4 separate regions of the Mus musculus genome follow, and all the other regions are linked to region 1. The links are chromatin loops, found by intact Hi-C in ENCODE. Cell type or tissue: left cerebral cortex. All regions are shown on one strand. Links, peaks and the distances in the headings refer to the core of each region. The heading gives the core; the rest is flanking DNA. Region 1 holds the start of Kcnip4 (Kv channel interacting protein 4). Region 2 has its middle 47 kb from the start of Gm40299. Region 3 has its middle 100 kb from the start of Adgra3. Region 4 has its middle 35 kb from the start of Gm40299.

Region 1 (7,823 bases), core at 1,593-6,592:
TTATATAAACTTGGCGAGACTTACCGAACTGAGCGCTGGAAGATGTCGGGTGATGAAAGTTTGTGACCTGGTTGCATCTCCAGTGCTTCATGAAAACTCAGGAAAGTCACTTAATCTCTGTGGGGGTCAGTCTCCTCATCTACAAAGTGGTGCTAATAACATCTCATCGGGCTCCATTTCAGAGTCATAAAGAACAATCAGGTTATGCACATATTATTAGCATGGAAGGGTCAGAATTAGCCCTGGGGCCCTTCAGCGCTTTCTTCCTCTTTGTCCCAAAGTACATTAATATTTACTTTAATGTGAGAATCTCAAAGTAGATTGCCTGGTTGTTTGAGTCCTGAGGAATTATGGGTAAGTAAGAATTTGACAGGTATAGTTATGGCTGTGGATACTGTGTGCCTGAACACTAATAGGCAGTAAATTGTTCCCTTCATTTGAGTAACGGAATGACACAAAAGGTCAAGTCCAGTGAACTGATTTGGATTATTATACCAGGCTCCTTTCCACCCAATGGGCTCTAGAGAAATCCTAGATGGGCCATGTTGAACCACTCCATCTCCACTGTCGTCTATGTACCTGGAAGGACCTGAGGGTATTAGTAAGCAGAATATGGATACATATTCAGACAGCACCTGTCAGTCCCAGACTCGGAATTCCTGACAAGCTCCTAGAAGAAGATAAGGCGCAGTATCGTAGGCTGTGCCGTTTTTGAAATGTGGTACCCTTGGCTGCCCTAACAACATCAACAGCAGGCTGTGTGGCTTAAGCAACAGTGGGTTGTTCTGCTCCAGTTCTGTAGACTGTAAGCTCAAAATCAAGCTGTACAATAGAGTTCGGCCTGTGCAGAGGAACCTTACCCCTACCTGGCTTTTTCTCTAAGAAATATCTCTTTCCCTATAAACTCATAAATCCTAGATAAACTATGGAATTTGGTAAAATGCATTGTGCTAGTGGCTTACCAGTTATGAATTGTAACAGAGAAACAAGATGTTATTGGGAGAATATAGGAAGGAAAGTCCTGCAGAAGGAATTGTCTGCTTCAGTTAAACTTTGCTAAGAGTCTAAAACTGCTCTAAACAATAAAATCTGTTAATGTAAGAGACAGTCTTACACGTCTCCCCCAATTTAATAAATTCACCATCAAAACTGGAACGGAGGAGTTTTACACTAAGTGCAAGTGGAGTGTGATTCTAAAATATTCTAAAGTCTGAGGACTGCCATGAAATCATTGACAATTCTACGTGTTTGTCAAGAGTTGAAACTAGGCTCAAATCTCACTGCACTTCTTCAGAACTTGCTGGACTTGGCCAACTTAACTTCTGTTTAAGCTTGCTTTTGTTTAAGCCTTGTTCTTAAATCAGCACAAAGTATAAAACATTTCCTCTTAGTGTGAGGTAAAATAGTGATCAAGAATTTTTAATAAAGTACTGGATACATAGTAAGCACTCAATCTATATTAAATACTCTAAGTTTTACTGTTACTGTATAAGCCCTGGTGCACAAAGGAGAACTGTGCTGAATGTAGGAAGCTATCAGAAATAACCAGTAAGTAATAGGCAATAATAGCTCAGAGCACAATGCGATAATTCCAGATGCTTGGACAATATTCCTTGGTTTATAAATAGATGTCATTTTCATTATTTTACTTGATTCTCACACTGACCTTGTGAAAAAGAAGTTCTTTTTAACAGCAGAAGAATTGAAACTGAGAAATGATTGGTGACTTTCTGGAAAAACTAGATGTGGCCTCATAGGGTTTTGTAAAGATTAAAAGAGGTGACGTTCATAGAAATCTGAGGTTAATGGCTGGGACATGGTTTACTTACCAGCTTTTGCATCTGGTTTTTATAAGTTCCCTAGAAGAGTAGTCTGGAGTTAGCCATAAAATGGGAATCTTTTTCATATATTGAGTTTGGAAGGCTAGCCATGATGGCTACAGCTTCTGAGGATGAATATTTCTTAAATATGGGACACATGAAAATCCAAGAAAGGGAAGCAAGACAGTTTACCCTAGACTTTCAGTACTAAGTATTAAAAATGACAGTAAAAACGGCAGCAAACAGGACTGAAGAGACAACTCAGTGGTTCAGAGTACTGACTACTCTTGCAGAGGACCCCATCTCCAACGCAGCATTCACATGGCAGACTACAACCATTTGTAATTCCATTTAAATCTCCAGGGGATCTGATACCCTATTCTAGACTCCATGGGCACCAGACATAACTGTGACACTTGCTCACACATGCAAGCAAACTCTTCATACACATGAAAAATGAATTAAAAACCAGTGGTAACAGAAGACAATCTTTCTGTATAATTTTTTTCTGAGACCAGCAGTTCATATACAGAAGTCAGACATGAATGTTTCAGTAACCCAGACCCCACAAATATTTTGGAGGCTTAATATATTGCAACTTCTCTCGGGTAGTGTCCATTTTAGATGACTTTGCTGGCGTATTTACAGCTAGTCCAGAGACGCACACATGGGACTGAAAGGAACTAATCCTCATTGAAAGGTCTTTCGAAGTATAGGAACACACAAAAAAGCATTCTGCACATTTTGCAGATGACAACTGAGTTGTGCATTTGTCCTGTTGTAAATAAAGAGGGTAAATCTATTCTAGAACCAGGAGATGCCTCCTTACCTTCTTTGGTTTCCTCAGGACACCATGTGGAGATGGTAGTGATAATGGTGATGGTGAGTACTCTCTTTATAGCATCTCTTACCGACCTCTTAGTATGTGCCAGAACGCTCCAAAGCACAATATGCATTGTATCTCATTTCTTCTTTGACAGAGGTTCACTGAGGCAGGCACTACCGTTTGGTCCATTTTTTTGAGTGAGAAAGGTTAGGATGCTCACTTTGGGCTCACCATTAAGATTTCCGTTCAGCCTGCTGAGCCCAAACCCACACATGAAGGTAGTTTTAGAAGTCAGTACAGAGAAAAGAATGGAGTTGAGAACTGGAGAGGTAGTGAGCCTCTGCAGAGGCCGGGTTGTGCTCATTTGTGATAAAGGTTGCTAGTGGGAAGCTTGCTTTGAGATTATTGAAGTCCTAAGGTGCCACATGACCAGAATGAAATAGTAGAACCTGCTAGGAAGGACAGAGAGGAGACTTCTTAGGAGGAGGTAAGGTGCACACACCATTTAGAAATTTATGTACTTGACTCAGTAGAAGTTTAAATTGCACGCTATCTAGTCCGGTGTCCCTCCTGTCCTATTACTCCGCCCACTTCTCTCGCTCCAGCCAATAGCATCCTCCTCCAACTGGGCTGCCCTCCCACTTGCTCTCCGTAAATTTGCCCTTACTTCTACTATTTTCCTTAAGTCACACGGAGTAGATTTCAGCTCGTGTAAGTAGGTTAGATAAAGATGAGTATGGAGGCAATGCAGATGTTGGGATTTTGTCCGCAACCAGCATGGAAGGCATCACAGGGCTTTCCAATGAGTCACTTCAGGGACTAGGGGTGAAAGGAAGGACAAGTGACAGTTGAATCCTAGCTGGAGAAAGGGACAAGGTTTTACGGTGATGTGTAATCAGGCAGGTGTAGGGAGAAAGAATGACTTTCCAAACAATTAGGCCTTTCCACCATGTCAGGGTCTATTGACCTTGCAGCTGAGAGTGCAAACGAACAAATGTTAAGCAGCTTTGCGGGCCCACAGAACCGGTCAACTCGACCTTTCTTTTTAAAGGAGGCAATATACACTTCACTTCTTCCGGCAGAGAAGCCTGTGTTTTAATGCTCAGCTCTCTCCGTCCAACAGTAACCATGGCCACAAGTGGTTTATTGGGTTGTTTTCTGTCTTTCTCGGGCATTGCTGGCCTTGGTTTGCTTAGAGAAACAAGCAGCCATGGGTGATGAAATCCCCTGGGATCTCAGCCATCCCTTCCAACAGAGTGTCCTCCAGTGAAATGTCCGTTTGAAGAAGGCGCTTGTGGGAAATGTCTCCTAGTCAGCTCAGCTGCTCTGTGTAATGTGCTGTGGTCACCTTGGCCTTGTCTAGGCAGTGTCTAGAAGTCACATTCTCCAACCTCTCTCTCAGTCTCATGACTGAGTTGTACTTGGGAAGTTTCCTGTCTAGGAGTTGCTGGCACTCTGCCTGGTTCCCAGAAGGGCATCTCCTTGCCTTCTGGTGTCCTTCGAACTCAGGGCAGAATCTGACCCTCTAGGGACCCTGCAGTAAGTTTCTTTGCCAAAGACTTCTTGAGCCAGCCTTGAGCCAGGCTCTATGTGAAGCAGAAAGGGGTCGCAGTGGACCCTCAGATAATCCATTGGAAAATCTCAAAAGATGCCTTTTTTAGCCTTAAGCCGCTTCAGCTCTCTCTCTCTCTCTCTCTCTCTCTCTCTCTCTCTCTCTCTCTCTCTCTCTCTCTGTGAGTCTGCTGTCACCTGAGGCACTGCTACAGCCTCCTCCACTTTCTCCTTTAGTGACTTGGCAGCAGGTGGCAAAGGAGGTGCCAAGCGTGCCAGGGACGGGGGGGGGGCGCCTCGCTCTGTCTGGCGGTACAGCGCACCGACTTCTCAGCGGCGGGTGTCCTGGCCCCCACCACCGGCATAGCTCTGCCACCCAGAGTGGCACAGCGCCCCCGGCGCCCCCCGCCGGCCTCCGCCTGCACCTGCAAGGCTTCGCGCGCCCTGCCTGCCGCCGCCGCCGCCGCTGCCGCTGCCTCCAGCTCCCAGCGTCTTGGTCGCCCAGGACAGAGTGGCTGTGCGCTCCCGTAGCGGACCCATCGCCAGACGCCCCTGGGTCAGTGGACTCTAAGAGTGTCGCTCCGGCATCCAGTGTCCTTAAAGATGAACGTGAGAAGGGTGGAAAGCATCTCGGCTCAGCTGGAGGAGGCGAGCTCCACAGGCGGTAGGACGCGATGGGCTTTGGAGCGGGCGTCCCGCTGGCACTGTCCTCCCCTCGCTGTGATCCCGTGCCCCTTCCACGCTGGGGGCGGGGGGGCGCTTGTTGCCACCGCTGCATGAGAGAGAGTGAGGACCCAGGAGGGATTGGGAAAGGGAGGTGGGTGTGGGGGCATGGGAGAGCCAAGGAGTGGGGGGTGCATGGCAGGGTCTAGGAGGGAAAGAAAAAAAAATGCTTGAAGTGTGTTTGAAACTCGCTAGTGGTAGGGTCCGTCGCGATGCCGAGCGCGTACTTTTTGCCTTCCCTGAAAATTTCTGAGGTTGTGATTTGCTTTTACCAGATGTCATTCACAAGCACACTTCCTTCCCCTAACACCTGGGGATAAATGAGTCAAAATGGTGTTGATCCACCCCCTCCACACTTCCTTGATGCTCCCGAACACTTCACTAGAACTCTATTTTGATCGGCTGGTTAATACACAGACGGGATGTTGCCCACATCAGAGCCTTTTGCAGGCACGCTTGTCTTGTTCTATAGCTACCTTCAATTTAGTGTGTTGGGAGAAAATGTTCTTCAGTGACACTTGGAAATAATTTTTATATAGTACAGCCTTGAAAAGGTACTGGACACTCTGCATGGAGTCTGTCTCACAGGGAAATAAGCGGAGATAGAAACTGTTCTCTGAATTTAGCGGGATGCGAGGCAGAACCGATGTCCTCCCCACAGAGCATCTTGGGTTCCATCGGTTTGTTTTTAGATGGCTTTCATGTGTACAGATTTTTTTTCTTCTTCTTCTTTTTAAGAGGACCCTAAATAGAATCAAGGTGGTTGTGGAATCAATGTGAGCGAGGAAGATTATATAAGCTACGGAGTCACTCGTGTTTTGGCTTTACGGGGTCAGAAATGTGGCCTCACGAGAGATAAAGTTGTAAGAAAGTAGATTTTTAATGTAATTCCTTTATTACTTCTGGAAACAGCCACCTGAACAACTTAGTCCAGCAGTACTCTGAAATACATTGGTATAAGACATGGACATTCACCGGTACTTTTCCTCTGAGAGATAAACTCACTGTAACTAGGAGGGTACTTGTCTCATTTGAGTGTAAAATTTATAAAGTCTTAGTGCTTCGTGGGCTCTTGAACACTAACATGACTGCTACCACCAGCACTCTAAAGTTTACCTCTGATGGCATTGGCTCAGAGTAGCAGTTGCCTACCTTTTAATGACCCAGTACACCTTTCATGGGGTAGTCCATGAAAGGTATGTGCAATATTTAAGCGACTGAAATCTCTCCTTTGTTTTACTTTTTAAAATTTTTTTTTGTCAGAATGACACTTTCAGTGTAAGAGGAAGGTGATAGGTTGAGAGGACAGCGTCGTGTCTTTGCAGTTCTGTGTGATCATCTCAGTCCCCTCTAGGAGAGCCTGTGTGCCCAAGGCTCAGGAGGAATGAACTCAGATCTGGGACAGGCTGTGGGGACACAGTCTCTGGAGTTGGTGGCTGTTCAATAGGAACAGTTCTCTACTGGGGCCAATCAGTGAGATGGGGAATGAATTTACAAGCAACTCTCCATCCAGCATCATGGCTGGTAGAACTCCTGAAAAACAAGAAACACAAATGAAGTCATGCCCGGAGAGTATGAAACAATTAACTTTTTAAAAATTAGAGGGTCTGATATTGTCTCGAGTGTCAGCATGTAAAGATTTCTTGGAGAATAGAAGGATGCTGCTTGCATCTTGGCTAGGATGAGGATGAAAATGAAAAGTGTAACACATTTCCTTTAGTTGCATGCAGACATTTTTAGGTAATTAATGTGTGATGAGAAGACCAAAGGGAAAAAAAAATGCCGAGAACCTTGCTTTTGTTCTTGTTGCTCCTGTTGTAAAGGAAATATTAGAGATGACCAAACATGATTTAGAAGTTTGGTTATCCATGCTGAGATCTGTAGTCATCTGAGGGAAAAATAGATGACTGTCAATTTTAAAGGATTTAGGTTTTGATTTAAAACAATAGCCGCATCCTCTTGTTCTCTCTTCGCTAAGTAGAGATTGATGGGTTTAATCCTGAATTACACTCGTGGACAAGAGAATTATAAAATGAACCAATCAAATGTTAACAGAATGATCTGATAGAGAAATTCAGGAAGAGGGGAAAATGAAAATTGGAGAACTCTCTCTCTCTCGTTCTCTGTCTCTCTCTGTCTCTGTCTCTCTCTTCTCTCTCTTTCATGTGTATACATGTGAATTATGGATTTATTTGGAGGCAAAACTCTGAAACACACTCTGTGGAGAGATGAAAACTCCTCCCCCACCATGTTGTGTTAAATAGTGGGAAAGCCTCAGGAATGGTAGCAGGAGAGTTGAATTCCGTTGCTTAAGCTTCCATCTTGTGCACCTTTCAATAAATGAAACATGCAGTATGCATGCATAAATTGCCTTCCAGGTCCTTGCAGTTGATAGTGTGAATGCTACAGACCACAGAACACTGATGGTCTAGACTTAGATTTACTCTGACACTCATCAGACTCTGTGTTATACTCAAAGCTTACCCACCCAATATGTTTTTCGTTCTATGGTCTAGTTCCATTAACTTCATACCCTATTGTAAAATCAAACATAATTCTACTGTGTGTGTGTGTGTGGGGTGGGTGTGGTGTGCAGAGAAGTAGGCATGGGGGGAAGAATAATGAATTGATGGAGCAAGAGAGAGAGACAGACAGACAAAAGAGACATAGAGAGAAAGAGACAGAGAGAGAATGCAATCATATATTTAAAAGAACCAGAAAGAAGGTCAGAGGAAAAAAGTCCTATGAAATTATTCGTCAGTGTCCTTAATTTGTGCCATCTAACTTAGGGATGGCAGATGTTATGTGGTGTAATTTACAGTAAAACTGTGGAGGAGAAATATATGTGTCAATAGTAGCTTGAAATATTGCTGGAATTTTGAATCATAATTTCATGGATGTAT
Region 2 (7,823 bases), core at 1,105-6,104, 130 kb before region 1:
TTCATTGTGTAAATGTACCACATTCTCTGTATCCATTCCTCTGTTGAGGGGCATCTGGGTTCTTTCCAGCTTCTGGCTATTATAAATAAGGCTGCTATGAACATAATGGAGCATGTGTCCTTCTTACCGGTTGGAAAATTTTCTGGATATAAGATATTCTTCTTAACTTCCATGTCAGCCAATGCTTTGCTAGAAGGGGGTTGGGGGGATGGGGCTGGAAATAACTGCTAACACTTACTATCTTACATCTCACTCACCAACTCTAGAACAAAAAGCTCTTTTACGAGGAGTGTTTTTGTGAACCTGGCATTAGAAAGCATAAAACATAAAGAAAAAAAGACACTTGGGCACTGCTTTCGGGCTGTTCCCTTTATTGGCACCACAAAAATGGTGGGAAAGGCCAGTATGCCACATTAGAATATAAACTTCTAAGGGTTCTTCACAGAAAATGGGTCAATCAGACAAAAACTTAAGTCGGGGCTAATTTGTAGAGTTATCTCTTCTGTCACTAGTTGTCTGTTTACAGGGGACCCTTTAAGTCTTGGGAGTTCAGGGTCTAAACACTTCTGAGATTAGCAACAATCTGTGTCTTTAACTCAAAAGGTATTAGAAAGCATAATCAATAAATAATACAATTTGAACTGAACTCTCCAACTACTTACGGATAATGTTCTGTTTCATGCCAGGAAGCCCGTTTGGCGAATTATAATGTAGCAAGGAGTAAGAAAACATAAGTCACCTTGAAGGCTGATTGAATATAATCAATGATTAATGGCAAATTTGTGGTCTCTTTAATGACCACAGTTAAACAAAATCAAATTGAACCATAAATTTTAGATGCTGTCTGGAATTGGGTCATGTAAAAAGTAAGCTTTGTGAAGAAGAAAAATCTGTTTTGTATTATTACTGTGATCAAGTTTATAGCTTCACGATTTGAAGCTTCGCTTTTTTTTTTTATTATTCGAAAAAGAGGGTTGACTATCCATTTTGCATATCCACGGGTATTTAATTAGATCAGCAAAGTTGCAGAGAGGGAGTGTCCAAATGTTTCAGTCAACAGCTATACATTTTCTTGTGGTAGATTTTCTTTCCCTCACATCCACTAAAACCAGCAGGAGCTCAATCAGTTAAGAGCAAGGATGCTTTAATTATCCTTTTAGTGAAAAAAGAACCAGGACGTGGACCAACTTAGCTCTCAAAGGCCTACTTGAAATTAGTTGAATGGTTTTTGGTCCCCTAGAACTTTGAAGGTATCTTATGCCTCCATCAGTATAGACAGCAAAATTTCAATCATGTGTTAAAAATATACCATTGTTAAATTGATATCAGGCTTTATTATAACTTGATGGATTATTTCCCTGAATCTACACTGTTCCTTTATAGCTGCAGTTCAGAAGTCAGGAAGACAATCCATATTTGTACCACTAGCCAGTACAGAAAATGATGCTTGAGGAGAGGGTGTATTTGGGGAGATAGAGACTTGTGACAGTTACACTAGTGTGTATATGGCTAAATGCCACAAAGAGCAGAGGAAGTTTCTGTCCCTCATCTCATCATTCCTCCACACTAAACTTATTTCTAGAAGCTGCCATGGGCACCAATGTCAAAGAAGACCCTTTGATTATTCACTTCGTTTCCTGGGTTAGAGATGCAAACCAATGCCTAGAGAGGAGTCAGGGCACAGAGCTGGCTTTGCAAATGGAAGCATGACACTAGTAGATAAGAGCATCTATACCCTGCCAACTGTTGCAGATGGCAGCGAGAAAAATGTATTCCCCTTCAGTGGCTGAAATTTGGCTGGCAAAGTTTCATTAAATAAGTCTTGCTACTGCCACACTGTAGCTTATTGTATAAAAAGAAGAATGTGGTTGTAAAATATTATTGAAATAGTAAAGAGAAGCATGACAGAGTAAATGGCTTTTATCTTTTAGGAGTACAGCAGTTGCCTCCTTCAGATACACTGTTGACCTTGATCTGCTACAATCTCCATCCTCATTCTGTCTACTTGTTCAGATCCGAAAGACTGGAGGACTGTTAGGTATCTGTATTCAAAGGCTCCTTATTCATCATTTCAGCATCCCTCAGAATTGGTTTCTCATATGTGCACAAATGCCATCCTTCTCTTCCACCCCTATCATTATTATCCTCATCAATACTTTCTGTGGGTACTGGTCCAGCATCTTCTCTGGTCTACCTTGTTGCAGGAAAACAAAAATTCAACAGATAAATCTGATTATGTGTGTTCTTGATAGAATCCATTCCCAAGGGGTTTTCAGTATCAAGTAAATTAAAACAAACATTTCTAAGCATCTCTTGAGGCTTGCAATAATTTGCTTCATCTAATGTTCCACTGTGGTCTCCGTTAATGTCATGGGCTTTTGAAACTTGAAGGCCCACCCATGACAGAATCTCTTGTTTTCTGGACATGCGTAGGAAGCCACTTCAGAACCCCTGTACTTGTGTTTCACCTTCCTAGTATGTTGTTTCTCCAAAAATTTGTGAATTGTTTTACATGATACTTTTCTCAATGTTGGAATGTTGTCTCCCATAGAGATATGGAATCTCAGTGGAAATGTCTCCCGAAACAACCACAATCATTCCTTTACTCTGCTTTTATTAACTATGTGGGACAGAGCAGATGCCATCTCTTACTTTATTTGGTGCCTTTGTGACTGTTTCTGAGTCCCCAGAGGTTGCAAATTTCTTCAGTAGTTGGAAGAAAGCGTAGCACATTATATGTCATGAGTGACTTCCGACTAATTGTTCAATTCAGATCTTAAATGTGTTGATTTGGATGAGAATTTCCCCCATGGCTTATATGTTTAAAACTTGGTCCCCAGTTGGTGAACCTGCTTGGGAAGGATTACTGCTCTGGCCATGTTGGAAGAAGTATGTCCCTGGGACTCAGTTTAAAGGTTTCAAAAGCCCTTGCCATTCTAACTTATCTCCCCCTCCCCCTTCCTCTCCCCCTACCCCTACCCCTACCCCTCTCCTTCCCTCCTGCTTATTGACCAGATGTAGTCTTTCAGCTCCTGCTCCATCACTATGCCTATCTCCCTGCCGTGATGGTCACAGGCTCACCCTCTGGAACTGTAAGCAAGTCACATATACTTTCCTTTGTAAGTTGTCTTGGTCATGGAGTCTCTTTATAGCCACAGAAGTTTTACTAAATTTTACTAAAAGTTTTACAGAAATATAACCTGGTTCAGGCTTGCAAAGTTGACTAGGATTCATGCAGCCTCCATCATGTTTAAGAATTATGTCTGAGATAATTTAGCAGGAAGGACAAATATTATAAAACGGACCAGCTTCATTCATCCTTGCATCGTGCTGTTCATCAAAAGGCTCTTCTCTATATTCATGCCTCCAGGAGAATCATCTTTATGTTGATAAAGATGCAATATTAGTCCCAGACTTAGAGGCTCTGGTACATGTTTCAGAAATTTAGTATATATTTCATGTTTTCTTATTTTTCCAACTCCATGTATTCTGAGCATATCTAATTCCACCGTCATATTGACTACAGCGCTAAATCTGTCTTTTTCTCTCTTGCGGTACTACCTAAAAAGTTCACTCTGTCCTCGACAGCTTAAAATAGGGTTGCACAGAAGATCACAGCAGCAATAAACTTGAAAAGAATTCTAAGCACAGTGGCATAAAGAGAAAAGCGCAGTTCAGAGTGAAACACAGAAGTGAATTTACCCTTCTGTGAAGATGTATTTTTAGGATTTTTTTTTCTTTAGCAGTTGGAGAGTTTGTTGACTGGCAAAGATCTACCACCCTTTAGCAAATGTGTCATCCCAAGGGTAGAAAAGAAATATCTTTGCATATGGTGTTTTTTGTTTTTTGGGTTTTTTTGTTTTTTAAGACTTCTAAGCACATGCCCCTGGTTAATTATTACTTTTTTTTTTTTTTTTTAAGTGTTTCTACTTTGCAGTTAGGAGTTAAAAGACCTCAATAAATATTTTAGTGGACTTAGTGGGAAGTAGAATTTCTAAAAGTTAAGATAGAAAACATATATTTTTTCTACTTAAAGTTACATGACCTAAAGATAAAATAGTAACTATTTATAATGAAAGGATGCTGGTGGTTGCTTCCAAATTTGTTTTCTCCTTCTTCCTGGCATATAACTGACTAGCTCACAGGGCCCCCAATGAGGAGCTAGAGAAAGTACCCAAGGAACTAAAGGGATCTGCAACCCTATAGGTGGAACAACATTATGAACTAACCAGTACCTCCCGGAGCTCTTGACTCTAGCTGCATATGTATCAAAAGATGGCCTAGTCTGCCATCAGTGGAAAGAGAGGCCCAATGGTCTTGCAAACTTTATATGCCCCAGTACAGGGGAACGCCAGGGCCAAAAAGTGGGAGTGGGTGGGTAGAGGAGTGGGGGGGAGGGCATGGGGGACTTTTGGGATAGCATTGGAAATATAAATGAGGAAAATACCTAATAAAAAATATTAAAAAAAAAAAAAAAGAATGATCCTGTGACAAAGTGGATGCTCACAGTCAGCTATTGGATGGATCACAAGGCCCCCAATGGAGGAGCTAGAGAAAGTACCCAAAGAGCTAAAGGGGTCTGCAACCGTGTAGGTGGAACAACAATATGAACTAACCAGTACCTTCCCCCACCCCCCACCCCCAGAGCTCATGTCTCTAGTTGAATATGTATCAAAAGATGGCCTAGTTGGCCATCATTGGAAAGAGATGCCCTTTGGTCTTGCAAACTTTATATGCCTCAGTACAGGGGAACGCCAGGGCCAAGAAGTGGGAGTGGGTGGGTAGGGGAGTGGGGAGGTGGGTAATGGGGACTTTTGGGATAGCATTGGAAATGTAAATGAAGAAAATACCTAATAAATTAAAAAAAAAAAAGAATCATCCTGTGACAAAAAAATGGGGTTTGTTTTGTTTTTCTTTGCTTTGTTTTGCTGTATTTAATTTAAGACAGGGTCCCAGACAGCTCATCTTATCCTCAAACTCTTTATATATCTAAGGATGTCCTTGAGTTCTTGATCTTTGTGCCTTTAGTTCCCAAGCATTAAAACTTCAGCTATGCACTCCCATGCTCACACAGCTAATTGTTTTTGTTTTGTGCCTCTACAAATTGAATTAGCGATTGGAACACATCAAGCAGATACTTTATCACAGAAGTCCATCTGCAGCCCCTCAAAGTGTTAGTGTTGGGATGTACTAACGACTCTACCTGACAGTTTTGAACAGAAATTAATTTTTTTCACCGTCCTGAGACTACAAGCCCAAGGTTCATGAACCAATAGGGGCAATAGTTTCCTTAGATTGCTCATGACTTTTCTGCATTACCTCTGGGTTTATCTGTACCTAAATTATTTTCCATGAGGTGCGATATTTAATCTTGGGTGTGATATTTTATCTAGAGTCAACTGAGAGACACACCTCTGGGCAGGTCTTTGAGACTTTTTACTGGAATGATTAGCTGACAGGAGAAGACCTTTTCCCAGAAGAGTTAGCACTTTCTAGAGGCAGCCCAGATGTTAAAGGGTCCTAGGAGAACAGTGCCTTGATTTGCCCATTTTTGTTCTTTGCTGCTGAGTGCATTTACTCTGTTATCATTACTGTTCCATCCTTCACTGACATCAGAAACAGCTTCTTCATTCTTCTAAAGTGGACTGAAAGAAAAAGCTGCTTGATATGAATTCTCCAGGTCTTTAGCACCAAATTGGGCCTTCTGAGGCATCCAGAATCATGGACTGGACAACTGAGCCAACATCTCAGCCTTGGGAGCACACATGTTGCCACTGTCAGACTACCTACTCCATCATGTAAACCAATTAATAAATCCTCCTTGTGATATATATACATTAATCCTAGCAGTTCTGTGCCTTTAGAGAATGCTGACTAATACATATAGCCACACCAGTCATACCTTACTAGACCTTATCCTAATGATCTAATTTTCTGTTACAGTCAAATTCTGAGGTATCAAAATTAGTACTTGAACATGTAAAATTTGAATTAAATACAACTTGACCACAACATTCACCAATGGAAAGCAGCAGAGTGATTGCTGAAGTTTTATATCTCACTTGCTTAAAAGATGCTTACTGTGGACCTCTCTCTCTCTCTCTCTCTCTCTCTCTCTCTCTCTCTCTCTCTCTCTCTCTCTCTCTCTCTCTCTCTCTCTCTCTCCCGATTCTCTGTCTGTCTCTATCTATGACTTTGTTTCAGTTTGTGTTTCTATGTCTCTATCCCTCCTCTCTCCGTCATTCTCTCCTTTCCTCCATCCCTTGTTTAGTAGAAAACATTAATGATCACTATGAAGGTCATAAGTTGAGCGCCATGATGGGAAGGAAACTAAATTGCTGACAAATCGTCATCAGTAGTCTGTCCTCTCTACCTTGTAGTGTGATGGAAAAGAGAAATGGGCTAGACTTTATTAGGACCACCTTCCTCTCTTCTGCCTATTTATTATAGTACATTGCTTATCCTCATCTCAAAAATTGGGAGTATGAAACTTTCTTGGACCATTGCAATGAAAAATAACATTTATAAGTAAGTGTACTCAATATAGTGATAGAGCCAAAGCCTTAATGAGAATGATATTTTTTTAGCTTGTTTGCAATGGTTTGTGAGAGGAGAGGTTAAGAAAGGGGGGAGATAGAGGAAGGAAGCTGGATCAGTTCTGGAGGAAGCCTCTGCAATGTACCACTTTTACTGCAGGGCTTCTTTTCCATTGGCTCCTGGACTCCTCCATATGACTTCTTTTCCTTCTTTTGTACTGGATCACATCCCATACATACTCGGAAGAAACCACGAAACTTTCTAGTCAGTATACTTTAAATGAGTGCTAGAGACATATATAGAGAAAAAAGAAGTATTATAGCCAAGGTCCCCTAGCTTATTAGTTGGGAAAACCAGGCTGAACTCCTTCATTGGGACATTTCAGCACAGTGTTTGAAGAAGGTTGGTCCCCAAAACACTGTGTGACCAGGGCTGAGGACTTCCCATCCATCTAAGACTACTGTTTTGCCACTTAGTTTTCTCTTCTTTATCATTTATAAATTTTTATTAAAACTACACATGACTGGAGTCAATGAAGTTTACAAGATTGGTCAAAATAATAGTTGTCCCCAAGTAGTACCTACATCATCTCTCCATTAGTTATACCAAGTGATGCCTCTTTTAATTGCTTTCCTACTATTAGCCCAGCTTCAAATAACATGTTTGCTTATTTGTCATCCTCTATTGATTTCTATTTTGAGAAATGAAGTTTTCACCTTCTTTCTTCTCCTTGAGGCTTCTCATCACACTTTTAGACCCTCTGTGGCTCCATCCTTGCATACACTAATTGAGAATTTGATAGTTAGATTAGCATCACAGAGTTGTAGAATTATGACTGTAAAGAATCAGAATATGGAACTTGGGACCAAATTGTCTGGGTACAAAATCTGCTTTTACTATTTTCTGTCTTTTAGACCATTAAATTCAATGTGCTTTGGTTACTCTATGTAAAAAAAAATGAGAAAATAAAAGCATCTGTCTTGCAAATTTGTTAGTGGAATAATTAAGTTAACACATTTGTAGTTTTAGTTCCATCCTCACATAAATTTCACATGCAAATATTATGCTTGGATTTTTTTTCAGAAATCACAACACAATCTATTATTACATTTTTGTTCCAGTTGTTGTTCTCTAGTCAGTAGACACCTGGTTATTTTCTTCTGGGTTGTCATCCCAAATTAAGACAAGAAAAAATAGTCTGTAGAATATATCATTATTCAAATGTCTTCCTGGAAATATTGTTAGGACTTCAACATGGACTGATTGCTCTCCACACTTTGGTCCTA
Region 3 (7,823 bases), core at 1,111-6,110, 430 kb before region 1:
CCACCACCAATCAGCCTTTTTTTTTTTTTTTTTTTTAATTTGCTTTTATTTTGTTCTTGACCAAGGGTATCATTCAGTTCAGACTCACCCTGAATTCTGTATGTAACTGAGGCTAACCCTGGGCACCTGCTCCTCCTGCTTCATTGTCCCTAACCACTGGGGAAGATTTCAGTGACAACCTGGCCGGCCTAAGTGGGGAGCTTTATTAAGACATGAAATGCAATGAGTAATGGCTTTCTCCAACTTTTCTATTTGATGGGATTAAAATTTGATGTTTGTGTAGAGGGTATAAAAAATGCATTTCTTTTATCCCAACCTTTCTCATTCATGATTTATGGCCTGGTGCTGGCCGAGATTTTTGTATTTCTCATAGAATTATAACCGATTAACAGACATTGCACCCTTTGAGATCAGCGTTTCAGTTTTCCCATGAAAAAGATTTGACAACCAAGATTCACACATTTTTGAGTTCTTGTATTCCTGCTGAGTTTGGGGCTGAGGGGTTCTTTCCTAATGGTCAAGCCCTTGTACCTAGAGTTGCCTTTGTTTCTGTTGCTCCAGAGGAGCTTGCTATGTATCATTTTTACCTGATTGTACTTACATCTTAGTTGCTTTGAGTATTAGAGCAAAACATAGTTGGTAATATTTAGAGGAATACAAATGTTTGTTATATGAAAGTTACTCTTTACGCCATGTCATATAATACGAGTGATACATGTTATATATACTTTATTCCATGTTTCTTCTTTCTTTTGTGATGAAATAGCATGAACGTGAAAGTCAGGACAACTTTAGGAGTTGGCTCTTTCCTTCTGCCATGTAGACTCAAGGTATCAAAATCAGATTGTCAGATTTGTGACAAGTTCTTTACATTATTAAGCCATCTTGCCAATTCTATATTACATACTATTAACTTCTATTTATATAACTCAACATTATACTGATCTATATTTTCTATGTTTAGATAAGTATTATTCTCATCATTATTATTAATTTATTCTTTCATATATTATGTCCTTCTTCTTTTCCTAGTCCATCACCCACATCCCCTCCCTCCCCATCCTTTGCTTCCCTTCAGAAAAGGAATATCCACCAAATAAGGCATATTAATTTGGAATAAGATTTGACACCTTTCCTCATATTAACTCTGTACAGAGCAACCGAATGGGACAAAGGTTCCCAAAGCAAACCAGAGTGTCAGAAACGGCCCTGGTTTGCTTCCTCTGTTTAGAGTCCCACAAAACCACAAAGCTAACAACTATAACATGTGCAGAGGGTCTAGGTAAGATTCGTACAGGCTCCCTGATTGTCAGTTCAGTCTCAGTGAAGCCCTGTGAGTCCAGGTTTGCTAACTGTGTTTTCTTGTGGTGTCCTTGAACCCTGTGACTGCTATAATCCTTCCTCCCCACTCTTTAGCAGACTTCACCAGCTCCACCTAATTTTTGGCTGTGAGTCTCTGTATCTGTTCCTGTCAGTTGCTGGCACTGACCTACTTTTTAAGTGAAGACTTAGAAACATGATCTGTGTAGAAGTACTTTTGCATATTAGCACTAGTATTAAATGCTAAAGTAAATGTTTAATATTTCAGATAGTTATTGAGTGATTAACTGATTTCCAAATTTATGCTGTTTTGCATATACATAATAACAAATCATGTTCCATTTATATAAATGGTACATGGATAAGGCAAGATATGTCTCCATGCTGATGGGATTCATTTTGGAGAAGGAATGTTGTTTGACTTCTTTTTTTCATGAATTGAACTTAGAGTGCACCAACTGAAGTTGGCTGAGAACATAAAAAATGGAAGAAGGAAACAAACAGCGTATGTGGTGGTTTGAATATGCTTGGCCCAGGGAGTGGCACTATTAGGATGTGAAGCCTTATTGGAGGAGGTATGCCACTGTGGGCGTGGTCGTTGAGACTCTTCCAGGTGCCTGGCAGTCAGTCTTCTCCTGTTTGCCTTTGGAACAAGATGTAAAACTCTCAGCTCCTCCAGTGCCATGCCTGCCTGGATGCTGCCATACTCCTTTCTTGATGATAATGGACTGAACCTCTGAACTTGTAAATATGTCTCAAATGTCCTTTGTAAAAGTTTCCTTGGTCCTGGAGTCTGTTCACAGCAGTAAAATCCTAACTAAGACAGAAGTTGTACCAGGGACTGGGATATTGCTGTGATAGGCCTGACCATGTTTTGGCTTGGAGGAATGTGAATTTGGGGACATTGGATTTGAAAAGCCATGGAATTCTTTAAGTGGGACTTAATGGGCCGTCCTAAAAGGAATATGCAAGACATTGGCACTGAGGGTGATTTGAACTCTGGAGATCATTCTTATGATGTTTTGGTGAAGAATGTTGCTGCCTTTTGCCCTTGTCCAAAGAGTCTGTCTGAAGCTAAGGTAAAGAGATTTCAATTAATTGCATTGACAAAGGAAGTGCCCGACAAGTCCAGCATAGACTTTACCCTCTGGTTTACTCTCTTGAAGAGTGTTTTGGGCCAGCATAGCAAGCTTAGAAAGGAAAAAATATAAAATGTATGGTTCAAATAATAAAAGGGCACAAGGAAGTGCAATGGAGCTAAATCCTGTGTTCAAGGAGATAAACAGATTAAGGGAGTGGCCTACCCGGTGATCCCGAGTCTTTTCTATGTGTCTGTTTGTCCAATATTCTTTATCTTGTCATTCTAGTCAGATCAAGTCCTAGCTGAGTGGAATAAGCAGATGATGATGAGATGGTGAGGTCTCCTTTCTCAGCAGATGGAAGAAACTGACCGTGAACTTACAGGGCTTGGTAGTACTAAGTACTCATTTCTGTAGCCAGTGACCACCCACTCCCCTTTCATAAGGCTGAGTGCTTAGTAGTAATTCCACTTATTACTTCAGCATCATCGAAGTAAACTTTGCTTCATGCTGACCAAGACACAGATTGACCTTCTGGCTGTGTCCTATTTATCAAGTGATAGAGAATGTGTATGTGTGCGTTTTATCCATCATCTGCCTCTGCCATCTGGGTTAATCCATTATCTGCTGCTGCCATCTGGTCTGGGAAGATGCTAAAGACCTTTATTAGAGATCCCAGGTATCTTTTAAAAGGTATAGAGTATTTTTAGAGGATTCTTTGGCTCCCTAGGCAGGTTCCTTTAACAGTGTAAGGAGTCTAACTCATAAAATTTTCAGTTTTATAATCATTGTGTTCTTTTTGGCCTGACGTACAGCACTAATGGTTTGCTTTTGCACACGAACTTAGACTGTTGAAACGAGGAAATGTATTTGTAGCAGCGGATTGTTTTTAGAACTAGTAGTCGTGAGTACCAACCCAGCTTAAGAACACTGCATACGAAAGGATTGAACTCCAGTACTGAGGACTGTTTTATTAGCAACATCTCTTCCTTTATAAAACGGAGTAAAAATGTTCAGTGATTAACTGTGATTGATATTTTTTGTTGCTTAATGAAAGTTCTTTGTTGATAGTTTGTTGTTACTCTCATCTTTCATATTGAGTCTAGTCTTCTGTGTAATAATGCAGCATCGCAATGCCTTATAATTTAATAGTCTGACATATATATATATATATATATATATATATATATATATATATATATATATATATATATATATATATATATATTATTAAGCTGGAAGTTCCCCTTGCGAGTTTTATGTCTGTCTCTCTCTCCAATTAGGGCCTTCCTCAGAGAACAGACAGTAGTACCACATCTGGGAGGGTGTTAGACTTCAGGTCTAGGGATGGCAGGTCATTTCTACCCACAGTTCCATAGCTGGAACACATTGTAGCCATCATTAACAGAGAATGAGGTTAGGAAATGTACTTAGGTTCTTAAGTGCAAGAGGAGAAGGCAGATGGTTTAATTCATAAACAGACTTACTTTCATACACCTGAGCTTTGGTCCCACCTTCTCTTCCCTTACATGGTCTTGCTTTTAAGTACCAATTCATTATGGATCCCAAACAGAAATGTTAGTTTTTATATCAGTTTCAGGGTCAACATCATAGTCATCTTAGTTTGCTATGGCAAATCCATGGTTATAGATTGTGGAATTTCTAAGGTTTTCTACAGGCTTGATAATCCAGGATGTGGGAGGGTGTGAGCATGTGTGAGCATGTTTGGTTTCTGTGGTAAAGTCCTCTTCCTGGCATGTAGACCATCCATCTTGATGTGTTCAGTCTGTGGGGAGATCATTTCAAGTCTCTTCTTCCAGTCTCCTCATTAGGGCTCCAGTCTCATGGCTTAATTATTCCCCAGATGCAGCATTTCCACACATCAGTACAGGAAGGTTTCAGTATAGGGACTTTTAGGACAAGGCAAATAGTCCAAAGCTTTCTCCCATAACCCATATCTGTCACAAATGTAAAACATATTCTTTCCTCCCCCTAACCCTCAGAAGTCTTTTATTTCTACTTCTGTTTTAAAGTCTAATATTGAATTTGAATATTATCTAAACTTGATGTGAGTTGTGATATATCATCAGCAAAATTTTCACCAAGAAACGGAAATCAAAGTAGTGTGTGCTTCTACGGCACAATAGTGGAATAGACAACATGAAACTCTATTCCAAAAAAGGAGACAGAATGATGGACAAGTGAATATCTTCAGTAAGCCTAAAACCTAGTGAGGCAAATCACATTATACCCTAAGACTGAAAGGAGTCTTTCATTTCTGACTCAGCGCTCCAAAGGAGAGAGGCACCACTCACTAACACATTCCCCTCATAGCCACTAATTATTGCTCCTGTTCCTACCCTCTGTGTATAGCTAGCCCAGAGAGTTTCCTCCCATAGGGAGGATGCTTGCATCTAATACAATTATAGTTCTCCATGGTGATTTGGGGCACCTCCTGCCTATGAATTGATAAGCAAAGAAACGCTGCTGTGTTGGTTACAGTGACTGATCCTGATTTGCTAAGGGAATATTTGATTTGATGCCACCGAGGAAACAGTATGCCTGCCATCATTTCTACGTCCTGTGATTATAATCAATAGCAAACTAGTAGTCAAGTGCTCGTGTCAGTACCCTTCAGAAATGGTAGAAGGAGAAATCATTAGCCACAGCCAAGTGACCCATTGCAGACATGAGAACTATAAATGTTATGGGTATTTTCTCATTTGTTGCAAATGTTTGTGAACAGACATATTTATGTCAAGTAATCTTTGTTTTCTTTGCATTCCTTTAACACTGGGCACTGACTTATCATAGTATAAAGGTATTGTTTATTTTGTGTCAGATTTTAAGTTTCGGTGTATCAAGATTTTACATAACTCAAAGACTTTCCTACTGCTTCTGGGGAAGAGGGTAGTGCATTTCTGGTTCTATGTAGGATGGATGTGTTGTGTTAGGCAGGCAGAATTGCAGTCTTCATACCCAGATGGCATGAACATTTGACCAGTGGACTCTATAAAGACTTGCTCATTAGACTAGTTCCTTTTAATAAATTTCTCTCATATCTGTATTATGTCTGCTGCTTCTTTCTTTGGAGAATCTTTATTAGTGTAGACAACATTTAAATGCACCACTACAAATAATTCAGCAATGATAAAAATAGCATCTGTTCTAATAACCTATATCTCTAATATTTATGCTAAAATGGTGCTGTTAAGAGGTTCATTTCCTGCGGATTTGACTTGCTCATTGGAATACATAAGGACTGGACCTATAGTTCATTTGGTCTCAAAAGTAATTACCTTTGAGCTATTTTTAAAAAATTTCTCCCTTTTAATATAGAACACAGTAAAATGCACCAATGTTATATATGCTTCTGACTGTGATACCACATGGGTAACAAAAGTCTACTTTAGCCAGTGTGTTCTCCCAAAATAACCACCACTCTAACCTTCCTTTCCATCTGTTAGTTTGCCTTGTTTATATATTTTATAGGTAAAGCATTGTTGTGTGTCACGTTTATGCTCGATTAATACTTCTGTACAACATTGGGGGATTTACCCATGTTGCGGGAATCTATTCTTAGGTTGTGCAGCATTCCATTAAGTGATTCCAAGAACTGTTGTCCTTCCAGTTTGAACATTCTCACTTTATCTGCTGATAGACATAAGAACACTTGTCTCTTGTATATACACTGAGACTATGAGACATTCACTTAATCACTAGGGCTAAGCTAGTCCCACCAGTGCTATAGGAGAGCCCTTGAGGCTACACATCCTCACTGTCATCATCTGTTCTGGTTAGGTGGATTGATCTCTGTCTTAATCACTCTTCTATTGCTGTGAAGAGACACCATGACCAAGGCAAATCTTATCAAAGAAAACAGTTAATTGCAAGCTTGCGTACAGCTTCAGAGGTTTAGTCCAATATCATCATGGTGGGGAGCATGGTGGCATGTAAGAAGGAACTGATGTGTAGCTGAGAGCTGTGCCCTAATCCATAGGCAGAGAGAAAGACTGGACTTGGCATAGGCATTTGAAACCTCAAAGCCCACTCCCAGTGACATACTTCTTCCAACAAGGCCACACCTCTTAATCCTTTCAAATAGTACCACTCCATGGTGACCAAGCATTCAAACATATGAGGCAATGGGGCCATTGTCATCCCAGCCATCACAGTCTTCCAGTGCTTTATCTCTATTGCTGCTGACGTGTGTGCCTTTTCACTTGCTTCCTGATCACTTGGAGCCTCTCTTTAGTTTGCCTCTTGCTCAATATCGTCGTTAATTACTGGTTTGTCAGTCTTTATTCTTCTACGAGGCCTTTTTCAGATATATTTATTTGAGTGTTTTCCCCAGATGTTTTTAATCTTGTAATTGATTTTTAAAGATGTTTTCCTTTTAAAAATGTTTTCTTATTCTATTTTATGTGCATGAGTGTTTAGCCTACATGAATATGTATACACCACATGTGTGTCTGGTGCCCATGAATGCCAGCAAAGGCATCAGAGCTCCACGAAGTGCAGTTACTCATAGTTGCCCATGAGCCAGCCTGTGGGTTCTGAAAACCAAACCCAGATTCTCTTCAAGAACAGCAAGTGCCTTTAGCCACTGAGCCACCTTTTCAGCCTCCAGCATCATTAATTTCTAAACCCATGTTTGTTAGGTGTGTTTGATGCAGGATCTCACTATATAAGCCAGGTCATCATAGAACTTAAAAGTGTTTTGCATCAGCCTGCCAAGTCCAAGAGCACAGCACCCTGTCTAGTTTAATACTGTATTTTGTTAGGTAACAGTTTTTAATTTTAATGAAGCAGTTATAAATTTTTATTTTACAGCTAGCACTTTATGTGCACTGTTTAAGAAGTGATTACCAACCATAAAGTTATGAATGTGTGCTCTCAGATTTCTTCTAGAAGCTCAATCGTGTTAGCATATCTGAATCTATAACCCATCTCAAATTAGTTTTTATGGCTTGAATGTGGTAAGAAATGAGGTGCTGTCTTCTCTTTTGTTTCTTGTAGTTTTCTGGTAAGTTTTAAGGTGAGAAAACATGAGATTTCCAACCTTGTCCCCTTTGTTTATTTAAAATTTATTTTGTTATTTACAGATATTATGTTATTATATTTATATGTATGTATGTCTGCATGAGTGTGCATCTCTATGAGTATGTACACATGTGTGAGTGTGTACTGGATATGTACAGAAGCTGGAATAACATGCTGGATGTCTTGGAGATGGAACTAGAGGTGTTTGAGAGACCTAGCCTGTTACATTTGGTTTTGGGCTCCAACCTCCCGTTCCTATGATTGCATAGCAGTCTGTCCAGCCTCTCATTTACTAATTATGAGACATGCGTGGTCCTTCATTGTAACTGTGAGTGGACTGGAAATCACTACGTCTACCAGGTTGGCCTCAAACCTGAGTGT
Region 4 (7,823 bases), core at 1,041-6,040, 110 kb before region 1:
TCACAATGAAAGCAGAAGCAGCAGGGCATTATTTATAAATGGGAAGAAGCAGACCAGAAAGAAGTGAGGTAGGACCAGGAAAGCAAATGAAAGAAGGCTAAGGGAAGAAGAGAAAAGTTTAATGAATATATATATGACAATGCCATGATGAAACCCATTATTTTAGCAACTAAAAATATTAATAAAGTAGACTCCAAAAAATAGTCATTCCTGAAGGCTAAACTGATTCTAGGATTTGCAGTGTGCCTCTGCACCTCTGTAGCTCATTCTGTTGGAATAATCTTCAAATTTATTCGGCAAGCCTATTAGTTCCGGAGAGTGAGCTAAGCACTGAGGAGACAGAGGGAAACAAAATCTATGACCGCCTGAGCAGCTCATGGGCCACGGAGGTAAGAGTCATGTAAATAAGTAGTTGGCACAATTGGGCAGCACTGGGATGTCAAGGCATTTGCGTTGCTAGGGGACGGATGAGCAGATACACACTAGATGAAAAGGCAGAATGAAGATGTCCTAGGAACAAGATATCAGGAGGCAAAATCAAGTTGGCAAGTTCAGCAGGGAAGTGAGGAGAGCCTTCCATGATCGCGGAATGTGTTTGAAGGCGAGATGAAAGGAGGGGGCAAAGCGGGAGTGGCACTGTAGCTCAAATAGAGAGGCCGAAGTTCGTGTTCACACTTAGTCAAGTGCATTAGGCAATGTTTTAGCACTGTGGAAAAAGCCCTTGAGAACATTAACTTCAAAGGAAAAAATCTTTGCTCTGATTCACAGCTTTTGAGGTTTTAGCTGAGGACCCCTTTTTCCCAGTGATGCTGGCTTGTAACAACATAGTACTTTATGGCACGAGAGAGAGAGAGAGAGAGAGAGAGAGAGAGAGAGAGAGAGAGAGAGAGAGAGAGAGAGAGAGAGAGAGAGAGATAGGGACGCTGTGCGCCTCATAGCGGCCAGGAAACAACAGAGCAAACAAGCGATGGCTGGGGTCTAGGCTTTCAAGGACATGCTCCCAGTGACTTAACTTCCTCCCATTTGTCCCTACCTATTAAAGCTTTTACCCCTTTAATAGCAACATTGTCCAGAGACCAAGCCTTCAACATAGGGCCTTTGAGGAACTTTCAAGTCTAAATCACAACACTGAGGATCCCGCTCAGACACTCAAGGACAGGGATGCCATAGTGACCAGCACTGGAGTGTTTCAGCCATCTGTGCCAAGGCTCCCCACAGAGGCTCCTGTTCCTGCTATGATCCCTATTTTTGTAGTTTGAGACTTTAATAAGATTAAATAGCTTAGGTTTTACTATATGTGAAAGTTGCCTCCGGAGCCAGAATACAAGGTTTTACACAGAAACTCTGATCCTGTGGAATTTAATAGGGAAAAAAGACCAGAAATGAGATGTTTTAAGAGGGACTTGTAATATTTCAGGCAGAGGACAAAGAGCGATGCCCCAGAGTAGTTAGTGTCTGCGAGGAGACTGAAACTATTGTGCAGTGTGTTTCGTGGGCTTTTTATTTCACCTTAGAAAGAACCGAAGGATCTCATGCTCCTTACTTCAAATTTACTGTATTTAAAGAAGTACAAATTATATTACACCCGGCCAATCTGACCACCGACTTGGCTCTCTTCAAATAGAGCATTCAAGAATAAAAATTCTTTAAACACAAGTAAAATCTAAGCAAACACATTGAAATAAGTGAATGCTACCTTTCAAATCGTCCTGAGTTACTGCCCTGTTGAGATGGATGGTCGAGTGGGAGCTTCGGCAATCTTTTTTTTTTCCTTTTCTTCCATTCAGCGGCCACTTTTAAAGAATCTACTTTATACTGGGCTCCAGGCAATAGCAATATAAATGATGGGCGTGCAGTCATTTGACTACAGTTTGGCAAAGGACAAAAGGAGACTCTTTTGTGTAAGGATATGAGCCCTGAGGGTTACTATGAAAATCGCAGTTAATAACCGTTCATTTTAGAGTAGCTAGGTGTGATTTTGAAGATGTTTGCCATGTCATTCTAGTACCTTTTTCCTACTTCCTATTCTCAGCAATGTTAGTACTAGAAAGAAGGCGCTCATGATGTGTTTTGCACATCTATCAAAGAACAGATTGTAGCAAGAGACTGCCTCAGTGACAATAGCTTTGATTAACACCTATCAAAATAGAACCATCATGGGCTCACTTAAGCGCTTGTCAAAGCACCCAATCTGCTCCTGAGTTGGAAGCCAGATGCCTCTATCCCCACACTTCACACTTGCTGAGAGGGCAGCTGCCATTCCTACCCTCAGCCATGAGTGTCCTCATCTAAGGATCAGGCCTATTCCAGTTTGAGGATCCAGGGTACAGATATCTACGACAGGTGATTCTGACAAGCTTTCCTTATCTACGGTGAAAATCTGAACCAGTGACAATGACTATTCTACAGCATCCCGTGACAGCTGTCCCGCAGCCTCTGCTTTTGGCCTTGGACTCATTACCAAGATTCACGTTCACAAACACTGTCATTGAAACTACGTTCAGGTGCCTGGCTCAATGCTTCTGTTTCATGTCAGGTTTGACTCTCAGAAGGCAAACAGCAAGTTCACGGTGAGAATGACAACCCTCTCATCTCTGAATCTGCTTGTGATTTTCCTCAATTAAACCACGGGATTTGGGGCAATTTCCTGTGACATCATCACCGGGGCCCCTCATTATCTGGAAACTTTCCTTCTTGATTCATTCCAGTTCATCAATATCGCTCATTACAGTGTGATACTAAGGTTTTAATTGAATGCTCTAACCATGCTGAAGGAGGTTTGACCAGTAAAATTATGTAGTAGTATTATTTGCCTTTTTTTTTGTAATTGGTAATATATAATGTACACTACCTTTTGTTTTCATCTGACAGCTATACTATAATTTATAATAAAGAAAATAAGTCTGAGAACTTTGCCTTTTGTTTACTTTAAGAATGCTCTTTCCTTGGGTATGCACCAGGCTCTGTCCATACTTTAGTCTGTCATGATGTCAGCTTTTCTAACACTTCCACTGAAATCACATCCTTTCTTCTTCCTCCTATCACATTCCTTTAGTATTTCTCTTGTAACTCTCACCATCTGAAGATTAGTTTTTTTAAAGGTATAAAACAAAAATACCCTCTCTCCAAGGCAAAGGATTGTTCTGCTCTCTGTTGCATCTCTCCGTCACATGGAACATAGAAGGCAGAGGTAGAACTGAGTCATGACTGGCCACGTGATGGGTTGCAGGCTCTATAAGCAGTTCCTGGGACAAGCTGCTAGCTAAGATTTTTGCCTCTTGTCCCTAGACAATTAGTTGATCTGTATACCTCTCAAAGTAATGATCGAGTACAACAGAAATGAGAAAATAAATTCTGCAAAAATAAACAGCCAACCAAAACAAGCTGATATCTCGTTAAGTTCTTGCTGTGTCCATAATTATTTCCTTGGCACTGAAACTAGTTTCATTAAATGACATGAAATATAGAGTACAGCTAAGTGGTATTATAAATACATACATTTAAATTATAACAGTGTGGCATTTTCAGTTGTTAGAAAGAGGATATTTTTACTCTGCTGGGAAGAGTGTGAACTAACATGCTTCTGGAAGTTGAATTAATTATTATTTACCAAGCAAAGGAAAGCAATCACAAGTAACCATCTCTTGGTCTGATGTAGTCACAGCTTTTGACCTTTATGCCCCAGGACAGATCAAGGACAAGCTCCCTTCCTCTACTTCTCTGTTATCCTGTGCTTCCCGTGCCATTGAACTTCTGTTGTGTGAAACTTGAGTCTGTAACAGACACAGAAGCCACCTCTCTCTATATATGTGGCAAGTACATATTGTAGTATTTACATGAATAGTTAAAACATTTGGAACAGCATGTGCTGAACACAAAAGAACGTGCACCACATCTTTCTAAGGGTTTCTTCGTTCTTTATTTTAATAGAGATCAATGGAGAGGATATGAACTTGGTAGAACCAAAGGAATGAAGAAGGATGAAAACTGTAAGATAAATTTAAATGCAAAGGAAAGCTGGTAGCTACAAAAGGTTCAACCAAAAGAATGTACTCAGCCTAAGCCACTCTTCCCCCACCCTCCTCGGTTGGTTTTTCCCAACTGCTGCCTGCAACTGCTGTGGACTAGGGTAAGGTGAATTTTGATCTGCACCTTCATATTAGATTATGCTCAAGTTAGTGATAGTGATAGTGATTTTGATAAGAATCAATAACACAGACTTTTAAGTATAAAATTCTGCTAATGAAGGTCAAAGAGTTTATACATTTTTCTTAAGGCTTTAAATATTTTTTTAAGTTGATTTTTTGGGAATCTCACATCATGCACCCCACTCATACTCACCTCCCAATTTTTTCATGTCTGCCCCCTCTCCCACCCTCATCCCCTATTCCCAAAAAGAAAAAAAAAAAAGCAGGTACATTTTATGTTGTTTGTATATTCACTGGAGCATGGTCAAATTTCTAGTGTCCAGCATCTCACCCATCCCCCATCCCCTGCAACCAAGAGAGGATAGACTTCTTCTACCTGTACCCATACCAGAAGACATCAACTGAGGAGAGCCATTCGTTCTTTAACAGCTATGACACCATAGCCACTTCTTTCAGTCCTACCCTTTGAAGAAACAGAACAAACACCAGCTGAGTAGATTCACCTGATTTGTTATCTCCCATCTTCTCTGCAGGTTTGCATAAAACCTGCTTCATAATACTTGATTAGTTGTCTATAGGTATCCATGGGCTTATAGGGGCTGAAAACTCCAAGAAGGCTACCTAGGAATGGTTTAGTTTTATACCGTCTAGTTTCTTATCTCTCACTGGGCCAGCATAAGACTGTTGTCAAGGAAACGCCTGGGACACATGAGATGTCCAGAAGCACAGTGACAATCTATAACAACTTCACGTGCATCATCTGTTGCTGTCTTAAGGTCTAAGCAAGTCAAACTGATCTGCTTATAGACACTTTACAAAACTCAGGGATCTAGAAAGATGTGAAAATTGGATACCCTTGAGTTCTCCCAGTTATTTTCTTTATAGGAAAGTGTCTCTCACAAAGTCTCAGGTACCTTGGAAATCCTACTGGTTATTAGGGTCTCTGACTTGATTAGGAATGTGAACCTTGACGGCTTGAGCACACATAAACCTGAAAGCAGAGTGATTGTTTGAAGTGCCATGGAGATTTATGACTCCATGAGAAGATACCTGGAAATGAGATTTTCTTACTGCGGGAGATGGACAAGATTGATGTACAGCATTATACTAGGAGCTCATTATGGCCCAAGGTCAATGCTTCATTATAAGTTTGTGCAAATACTAGAGGTTTTTAATGCTCTTATTTGCTATTAAATGCTAGTTTCCTATGTGATATGGATGAAATTTATATTTTTATTTCACTATATTGGAAGATAAAAAAATCAAGACATAGCAGCTTTAAAATGCCATCAAATGTATTCTTTCACTTTGTTTAAATTGTTATGTGTATCTCTCAACAGTGGGCAACAGCTGCTAAAAATATATCTTGTATAAATAAATGTAGGGTTCTATGGAGCATGAAAGGAAACAAAACAGAGATATATAAATAAAGTGTCTGAAAAGCAATATGTTTGGGAAATCCAGAGGATAGATGTTAGCAAAATAGATGTTTAAATTTTCCACTAGTCCAAAAACAAACTAGTAATATACTTGGTGGGTGTGTGCATGTGTGTGCATGTGTATGTGTATATGTGTGTATGTGTATGAGTGTGTAATAAAAATGTCCTTGAGATTTTGTTATTGGAACATTGTTGATAGGAAAGACAATGAGTGACTAATTCACCAGGTCCTCTGGGACACAAAGAACTGCATTAATCTAGCCTTTCATCTTACATTTGTTGTCATGGTTATTCATACAGGAAATAAAGAGTTCTTTCTTTCCATGTGAACAAGATGATGATAACTAAAATATGTTTCTGGTTTTAAAAGTATTAATGTATGTGTCTCTTTGAGTGTTTGCCACAGAAATCAAGACCGTAATGCCCACCAAAGCCAGGACCAAACCTTCAATTATACACAGTGCATGTGGAGTGGATGGTTTATTTGCTTTAAGATAGCTTCCAAAGTCAGAACTTTCCTGACAGCATTTTTGCATATTGTTTTGACTGATAGTCCATCACTCCCTCAGAGTCTCCTTGCCCCCTGCCCTGTTCTGCCCTGCTGGGTCTTTTCTAGCCTCTACTGATCATTCACTTGAACATCCCTGTTCTATTGTTTTTGCCACTTGTTTTCCTTCAAGCCCCACCCCCAATCCCTGTAAACTCTTTGAGGTTTCAGGTAGAGCATGCGAATTTGATGCCATTCATAATGCAGCCTTGGCTCCTGAAATCTGTTCACCTAATCCCAGGGAGTATTGGGTAAAATGCTCACCAGGTGGCTGAAGGCAGAAGACTCTTAATCACCTACATTTTCTGAACTGCTTCAACATACTGTAGAGCAATCCTGTAGACACCAGACACAGTAATAAATGGACTCACGTGGATCAAACACCCTTTCTTTGACCCTGTCTTTGGATAATATATTTTAATACATGAGAACGTGCTACTACCCATCTTGCCTGACTTTATTCCCTTACCTGGTTCTTCTCATCTCTTGGTTAAGAGAGGCTCAGTTTGAAATAAAGACATCTTGTCTTTCTTTAGACATATATTTAGTGGTGATTTATAAAATTAGGAAACGATTAAGACGGAAAGTCAATGGAAAAAAAATCATTTCACTAATGCCAGATAATAACGAGACCTCACAGCGTATCTGTAGAGAGACTCTCTGGTGTGCTATATGGAAGCATCATCTGCCAATAAAAAGCTGGTGTTCTACTAGCAAAAGGTGGGAAATAGAAGATAGGAGTTCTGGCACACAGAGAGAAGCACTCTGGGAAATAGGGAGAGGTGGGAAGATTTGCCACCCAGACTTTTGAGGAGACAGGCATATAAAACTAAGGAGAGATAACCAGCCATGTAGCACACATAGAATAAATAAACAGGTTATATAAGTTATGGGCTAGTTGGAGAGTAATTTCAAGGTAATAGCCTAGGCATTATTCATAAATAACTGTAGCATGGGTAAAAAGGCCAAGGATACAATACTTGCCCTGCATCCATGATGCTTATATCACTCTCCTGTTTCTTGGTAAGATCATCATCTCTACTTTCAATTTTATATCTCCATTTTCTAGGAAACTAAGGCACAGAGAGTTGAGGTGAGGTTCCCAATGTTGCATTGCAATGGTAAGGCTGGGAGTTAGACCTAAGTTGCCTTTTGACTGAGCTTCTGGTCTCAACCAATCCACAGGTTTGTTTGTTTGTTTGTTTGTTTGTTTGTTTGTTTTTCCTAGATGAGTTGGATGAGCTATGCACCATTTCCTACTTGATGAATTTGCTGGAAATCCATTCTTCAGCTTCTCTGCCTTCTCTTTCTTCTTCTTTTCTTTTCCTTCTTTTTCTTCTGACAACACTCAATGTTTTTCTAATTTTATACACAAACCTATCTATCTATCTATCCATCTATCATCTATCTATCTATCTATCTATCTATCTATCTATCTATCTATCTATCTATCTACCTACCATCTATGGATGCTATAGGAATATATGGGAATATACCATATTGTATGAGTGAATAAAGTGAATAAGAAGAATAAAAATGGGTTTAAGTTGTTTATCCCAGTTAATAACTATCATCTCTAGCCGAGTATATGGCAATTCTCTTGGGTATGATTTCTATATTTAATACTCAGTTGAAATGAAAGAATGCATGATCCCACCCCTGATGCATTCAGGTGGTTCCCTGGACCCC

The links. A loop is a pair of places that touch in the nucleus more often than their neighbours do. Peaks named below come from ENCODE experiments on the same cell type or tissue, not always from the same donor. Only the 100,000 strongest peaks of a DNase experiment are listed, where the experiment ranks them.
Region 2: a loop joins it to region 1, with 9 times the contacts of the local background. A loop is called at or near these places in 3 of 42 quality-filtered maps.
Region 3: it touches region 1 in a loop (2.5-fold over the local background); 6 of 42 quality-filtered maps call a loop at or near these places.
Region 4: it touches region 1 in a loop (1.9-fold over the local background); 2 of 42 quality-filtered maps call a loop at or near these places.

The regions. Positions count from the first base shown.
Region 1 is chr5:49,521,679-49,529,501 of GRCm38, reverse strand. Kcnip4 (Kv channel interacting protein 4) reads left to right here and starts at 4,598. Exons shown (of 9, transcript NM_001199242.1): 1 at 4,598-4,861. The coding sequence starts at 4,801. In left cerebral cortex, for the core only: a CTCF peak has its summit at 4,604 (motif pointing left); DNase peaks (open chromatin) are centred at 4,623, 5,293, 5,917, 6,335 and 1 more place; H3K4me3 peaks cover 2,737 bases; H3K27ac peaks cover 2,488 bases.
Region 2 is chr5:49,646,954-49,654,776 of GRCm38, reverse strand. No RefSeq gene overlaps it. Among named protein-coding and RNA genes, the nearest start is that of Gm40299, 47 kb to the right of the region's middle. In left cerebral cortex, for the core only: no CTCF peak of the experiment used is centred there; DNase peaks (open chromatin) are centred at 1,722 and 3,634; H3K27ac peaks cover 516 bases.
Region 3 is chr5:49,950,215-49,958,037 of GRCm38, reverse strand. No RefSeq gene overlaps it. Among named protein-coding and RNA genes, the nearest start is that of Adgra3, 100 kb to the left of the region's middle. In left cerebral cortex, for the core only: no CTCF peak of the experiment used is centred there; no DNase peak of the experiment used is centred there.
Region 4 is chr5:49,634,216-49,642,038 of GRCm38, reverse strand. No RefSeq gene overlaps it. Among named protein-coding and RNA genes, the nearest start is that of Gm40299, 35 kb to the right of the region's middle. In left cerebral cortex, for the core only: no CTCF peak of the experiment used is centred there; DNase peaks (open chromatin) are centred at 2,145, 3,226, 3,605 and 3,728.